Linked DNA regions of Homo sapiens: region 2 is linked to region 1. The links are chromatin loops, found by intact Hi-C in ENCODE. Cell type or tissue: CD14-positive monocyte. All regions are shown on one strand. Each heading gives the region's core, and the rest is flanking DNA. Links, peaks and the distances in the headings are about the cores only.

Evidence for each region. A loop is a pair of places that touch in the nucleus more often than their neighbours do. Peaks named below come from ENCODE experiments on the same cell type or tissue, not always from the same donor. Only the 100,000 strongest peaks of a DNase experiment are listed, where the experiment ranks them.
Region 2: it touches region 1 in a loop (2.0-fold over the local background); 3 of 110 quality-filtered maps call a loop at or near these places.

The regions. Positions count from the first base shown.
Region 1 is chr14:35,284,216-35,287,125 of GRCh38, reverse strand. All of the region lies in intron 9 of PRORP-PSMA6 (PRORP-PSMA6 readthrough), which reads right to left. It also overlaps a transcript of PSMA6 not described here. Among named protein-coding and RNA genes, the nearest start is that of PSMA6, 6.7 kb to the left of the region's middle. RefSeq lists enhancers at 314-423, 1,281-1,380. In CD14-positive monocyte, for the core only: no CTCF peak of the experiment used is centred there; DNase peaks (open chromatin) are centred at 315, 1,505 and 2,415; H3K4me3 peaks cover 2,221 bases; H3K27ac peaks cover 2,500 bases.
Region 2 is chr14:35,364,748-35,367,657 of GRCh38, reverse strand. No RefSeq gene overlaps it. Among named protein-coding and RNA genes, the nearest start is that of NFKBIA, 39 kb to the left of the region's middle. RefSeq lists a silencer at 1-35 and an enhancer at 1-331. In CD14-positive monocyte, for the core only: a CTCF peak has its summit at 1,435; DNase peaks (open chromatin) are centred at 597, 1,297 and 1,967; H3K27ac peaks cover 2,500 bases.

The DNA.
Region 1 (2,910 bases), core at 195-2,694:
CACCCCAGTAGCTATGGTTGGCTACCTAGGACTTCAGTCATTCTGGATGAGTGTTGGAGGAGGAGAAAAGGGTACTTTCTCTACTCTAGTTCTATAATTTATGGGTAAAGGAAACGGACAAATGGAGCACCAAATGTGGTTTGGGGTGTGACTTCTGTGACTTACATGAGGCAACTTACATGAGGTTATGCTTCTCATAAGCCCTTCAAACCCCAGATTCCAATAAAGCAACCCTCCTCTGCCCCCTTGTCTGTAACATCTAGTGTGGTTCTTCTACCCTCTGGAACCAATGGTGGATGCAATACAGTGTTTAGCAACATAGAAGTCACACAACTATCATTTCCCTTCTGTGCCATCCCCTTACTAACCAGTCAGTGTGGTTCTGGGCCTGGATTATCTCAGCCATTCCCCAGAATAAATGCTGTCCTTTGGTTTGAGAGGGAATAAACTTGTATCACTTCAACCCAAAGGACATTTAAATACAACTATACATGAACCCCTCTATAGAGCCAAAACCTTTAGCTTTTCAGTTCACCCTTGTTTTTTAGCTATAATAACTTCAGTATTATCCTCTTACGGCTTTTGATATTTCTTGTTTTTCCAAGCTCTGTCTTAAATGAAAACCCGATGCTCAGCTTCTTGTTTCTGGAAGCCAAGGACTTTGAAAAACACTGAGAATTCTCATGGGTCTCCCCACAATACTGGAAGAAACAACGGAAGACCCCAGCTGGCTTGGGCTTAACCGTTGGTGGTTTTTAACATACAGCTTCCCCTTAGGCATGTTAACACAGGAAGCCCTTCATAGCTTGAGAGAACAGCAAATGTTCCAGTGAAAAATAAGATGGGGAAGGGTGGGAGAAGCGAACGGTCATATTGTGAACTTTGAAAATGGTCAGGTTCTGCTCTGAGTGTCAGCAGCACTGGGTTTGAATCTGAGCCTTGCCACAGATTACTTGGTGACCATAATCTCAGTTTCTTCTTCTCTCAAACAGGTGAGTATGCTGTACCCACTTTAAAAGGCATAGAAGTCCACTACGGTGAAATTAAGCCACCTACTATTTGACTGGAACTCAGCTTCTTTGTGAAAGGAGGGGGCGCACTGATGAATAAGGCCTGAATTGTTGGCTATTTCGCTTTGATCTATCCCTAGTAAAGAATGAAACCAAATAGGTACTGCATGGGCCTGCACTGCACACTGCTATTATTCAGAAGTGAAACTCACTCTGTCTTAATTTGGAAAGCAGCTAATTCTTACCTATCGTGTCACACACACATGCAGCCTTCACCCATGAATGTTGATGGGGGATGGAACTGCAAGATCAATTATTTCATGGTACCTCCCTACATCTTGGGATCTTTATGAACTTTATTTAGACTTTATTCACTCTATTCCCCACCCCCACCCTCAGCTCCCTGAAGGTGGGGAAAGGGAGGTGCAGAGATTGGCCAGTCACTAAGAAAGTGAGTCAAGAACAGAGAGGAAATAAGACTCAACAGCCTTCCCTTTAGCCTAGAGACACTTCCTCTTCCTTGAGGTTTCCTAATTGGCTGACTCTAATTCCTATTTTCTTACCACAAAATTAAGTCATCTGTGATGCTCAGAATGAACCAAATTCTCTTGAGGGTAATTGGAGAGAGGGAGAGAGAAAATGCAAATGAATGAGGTTTCTGATCATTTTGACCAATATTTTCAGTCACTAATTTAGAAACCAGTTCTTGAGAGTCCAGTTATTGATAGAAAAGCAAGAGTGTGCTACGGTTTTTTTTTTTGTTTTTTGTTTTTTTTGAGATAGAGTTTTGCTCTGTCACTCTGGCTAGAGTGCAGTGGCACGATCTTGGCTCACTGCAACCTCTGCCTCCCAGGCGATCCTCCCACTTCAGCCTCCCAAGTAGCTGGGACTACAGGCATGCACCACCATGCTTGGCTGATTTTTAAGTTTTTTGTAGAGATAATGTCTCACTATATTGCCCAGGCTGGTCTTGAACTCCTGGGCTTAAGTGATCCTCCTGCCTCGGCCTCCCAAAGTGCTGGGATTACAGTCATCGCACCTGACTCCAGTTTTATTTTCTACTTGCTTTTGAATGACTTGATGAACCTCAGCTGAGATCCTCAAACTTCACTCTAAATGTATTTCATCCATAATGGTGAAACAAAGGCAAGTTCCAAAAATCAACCACAGACAGCAGATTTAGGCACTGAAACATTCCAAAGATTAAAAACTCTGGGATGATGTCTTACAAGTACATAGCAAGTTTTATCCCAGTTACCACAGTACCAAGTACAGAGTAGATGTCTAATGAATAAACCTTTAATTCACTGAAGATATCATATGATTATAGAGGATGGCACTGAGAAGTTACTGTTTTTTTGAGGATCAGTGAGGCATCAGACACCACAGATTAAGTTCCCACTTAGCCAGCTCACACACAAAAGACCAAGGAGCAAGAGGGGTATTCACTTAAAGGAGAAGTAGGCATTAGAGGTAAAAATCAGGAAGATATTTTCAAACAAATTCTCCAAAGTAATTCAACATTTACTGAGCTCCCTCTTTGGGCAAGAAGCTGGGCTAGCTGCTCTGGGAGACACACAGATGAACCCGACAGCGTCCCCACCAGAGTTCCATGGAGATGAAACATGAATGAAAGCAAAGCTAACATGAGGTAGTCCGTAATACACAAGGAAATGTGTAACAGAGCAGCACAGATGAGAAAATGACCTTATATGCTCACGGGCCAAAGGGAATGTAAGACTACCTGTTGGAAGATGCATGTCCAAGCTCAGCTTAGAACAGGGAGAACTCTTAACAGGTGTGTTAAGAGCAATGTTAGGAGCAATATGGGAGGCACCACAATGCAACATGGAATGGGAGTGGCATAAACAAGCAGAGGAAGAAAAAAGATCCTGTGTTT
Region 2 (2,910 bases), core at 240-2,739, 80 kb before region 1:
TCCCCTTACACACACACACACACACACACACACACACACACACACACACAGCTGTGTCTGGCCCTACCACAAGCTGAAATGCACATTTACTTGATATATTCATCCGGCTCCTCTTTGAGAGGCATGACCTCGGCTGCCCAAACTTGCAGGCCTCCCCGTAACTGGCCACAGCAATCCCAGCACAGAGCCCCTGGTGTGGAAGGGGCATGACAGGGCAGCCTCAGCCTCAGGTGTCAGCCCTGGTGGGCTGGGTTCCAGGCAAACATTCTGAGGCAAAGTCTCCACGAGGGTGAAGGTTCTCCCAGAGCTGGCCCTTCTGACTCCAGGCACAGGGCCTGGGGCGCCTCGTCACTTCTCCCTCCTTTCTGCCAACCAACCTCCCCCGGCTCCACATTTGCAGACAGGTAGCCAGGCCCCTCCACCTCAGGCTCCCTGCAGGGTGGCCCTGGGATGTCAGGTCTGGGGTGGGCAAGGGGAGGCTGGAAGACAGTCTCCCAGTGACTCAAGCTAGGCTGACCCCTCACTACAGAGGAGTCAACCCCTCCATTTGGATGTGGAGCTTCGGTCTCCTCCACCACACACTTGCACGAAGGGTTGGGAGACTGGGTATGGGGAAGGAAAGGGATAACGCTGAGGGCTGAGCCCTGGGGGGTAGTGCCAACCTGGATTTTGCAACAGAGCAGGCTGAGAGCGAGGACCATGTACAGAGAACCCACTGTGTGCCGGCTCTATGCCAGGCCTTTGCATAGTTTCATTTCATCTTCACCACAAGTTGGTCAGGTAGGTGTTCAAGACCCATTTTATAGATGAAGAGACTGAAGCCCCGTGTTCAAGACCCATTTTACAGATGAAGAGACTGATGCCCACAGAGTTGAATTTAGTTGCCAGAGTCACACAGCTATCTGAGAGGGGTGGCCTCTGGCTCCATTGGAGGTGCTGTGTTTTCTGACTGAGGGTTGGGGCTGGTGTGGATCTGGGTAAAAGGCTGCGGATGGACTTCTGGCTGCAGCCCAAGGAACCATGTGGGGCAAGGCTGGCTCGGTGAGCATGCAGCGCTGTCACAGAGGGGTCGGGACTGTGGGCACCCTGCTGGCCAGTGGAGGGCTGTGGAAGAGGTTTGCACAGGCCTCGCTGTCCCCGAGGTCACCAGGCCTTCTCCCCTGGAGTAAGTGGGGGTCCCCAAGCCTTAGACTCCAGCGTGGGTGATGACTTCTTTCTGCCTTCCCAGTTGATGCCCTTGGAAAAGCCCCTGACTCCATCATGGGCCACAGAGTGCTGTGTAATTTCCTCTGTGGGTCAGCCCTCCACTGAAGGCTGTGACGGGGACATGACTCAGGCCTTGGCCTGCCACCGACAAGCCACCAGCTGCATGGATCCCAGCTGACTCGGTGGACACAGAAGCGGCGCCTGCTGGTTTCTGCCATTTATGCTTCATCCTACACTAGGAGAGGTGCGCCCGCCGAGGGGATGGGCCAGGCAGATTGTGGGTCACACTGGACCCACAGCATGTCAGGAACTGGGACCAGTTCTCGGTCATCGCTGGGGAGAACCGTGACTGAGACAGACCCTCCGCCAGGTCTGGAGCAAGTCAGCCAGGATCCTCCAGGCTCAAGAATCTCAGTGGCACCAGCAAGCTATTGGAGCTGGGCCTGCTCTCCCCATCTACTCCCAAGTAAGAACATTTTCCATCTTCCCACAGGAAGTGACCCACAAGTGAATTTGCTCTTTTTGGAGAAAGGTGCTTTGCTTAGATAATTAAAAAAAAAAAGAAACCAAACCCATTCAGTGGTTACTTCAAGCTGCCTTCCAGGAATTCACCATGGATATACAGGGCCTTGAAAGGCCTCAGCTGACAGCAGGTCTTTGGAAAACAAGAAAGGTCATCTTTGGATCCCTTGTTCTGAGCTGACAGTGGCCTCCCCCTCAGGGTGGGGAAGCACAGGCCAGGGCACCAGTCATACTTCTGGGCAATTCGAAGTCATGTGTTCTGTGTCACCAAGGCCGTGACTCACCCCTGTGCTTGCCGAAGCTCATTCACAAAGGGGTGAAACTGCTCTACAAGCACTTTTCTGAGTGAGGCTGCCCACCTCCCAGAGGGGAAAACGGGCCCCACGGGAGGTGGGCCTGGCCCTCCCGGGTTCAAGCCGTCCAGGCAGGGGCCCCTCAGGGCCAGGACCAGGAGAGTTCAGTTCTGTGTCCCCACCCCTTAGGACTTCAATAAATTCTGTTAGATGAATGAACCAACAGCAGAAGAAATGAAGTGAAGCTGGCACAAAACCCTAAAGCTCCTCCTTTCGATGTAGACGTTCCCTGTGTTCTTGCTCCTCGGGGAAGAGGAGAGATGCTTGTGTGACCCATGGGAGGGAGGCTGGACCTCCTCAGAGTGAGCCAACAGCGGCTGAGGGCACAGAAGTCACATGCCCAGGGCCGGCTCTCCCTCCACATCCCTCTAAGAAGGTGGGAGCTGTCCTGGAATCCTTTGAGGGGGTAGGGCCACTCAGTGTCCGGGCTATTTCTGGAATTACAAACAGCTCATGTTGGTTGAGATCCTCAAAGGAGTTTCATTTATTTATTTATTTTTTTATTTATTGAGACAGAGTCTCACTATGTTGCCCAGGATGGTCTCGAACTCTTGGCTTCAAGTGATCCTCCCACCTCAGCCTCCCAAAGTGCTGGGATTACAGGCATGAGCCACTATGCCTGGCTCAAAATAGTTTTTTATTTCTTTTTAATCTTTATTCATTTATTTTTTGAGACAGAGTCTTGCTCTGTCATCCAGGCTGGAGTGCAGTGGTGCGATCTTGGCTCATTGCAACCTCTGCCTCCAGAGTTCAAACGACTCTTGTGCCTCAGCCTTCTGAGTAGCTAGGACTATGGTGGTGCGCCATCATACCTGGCTTTTTTTTTTTT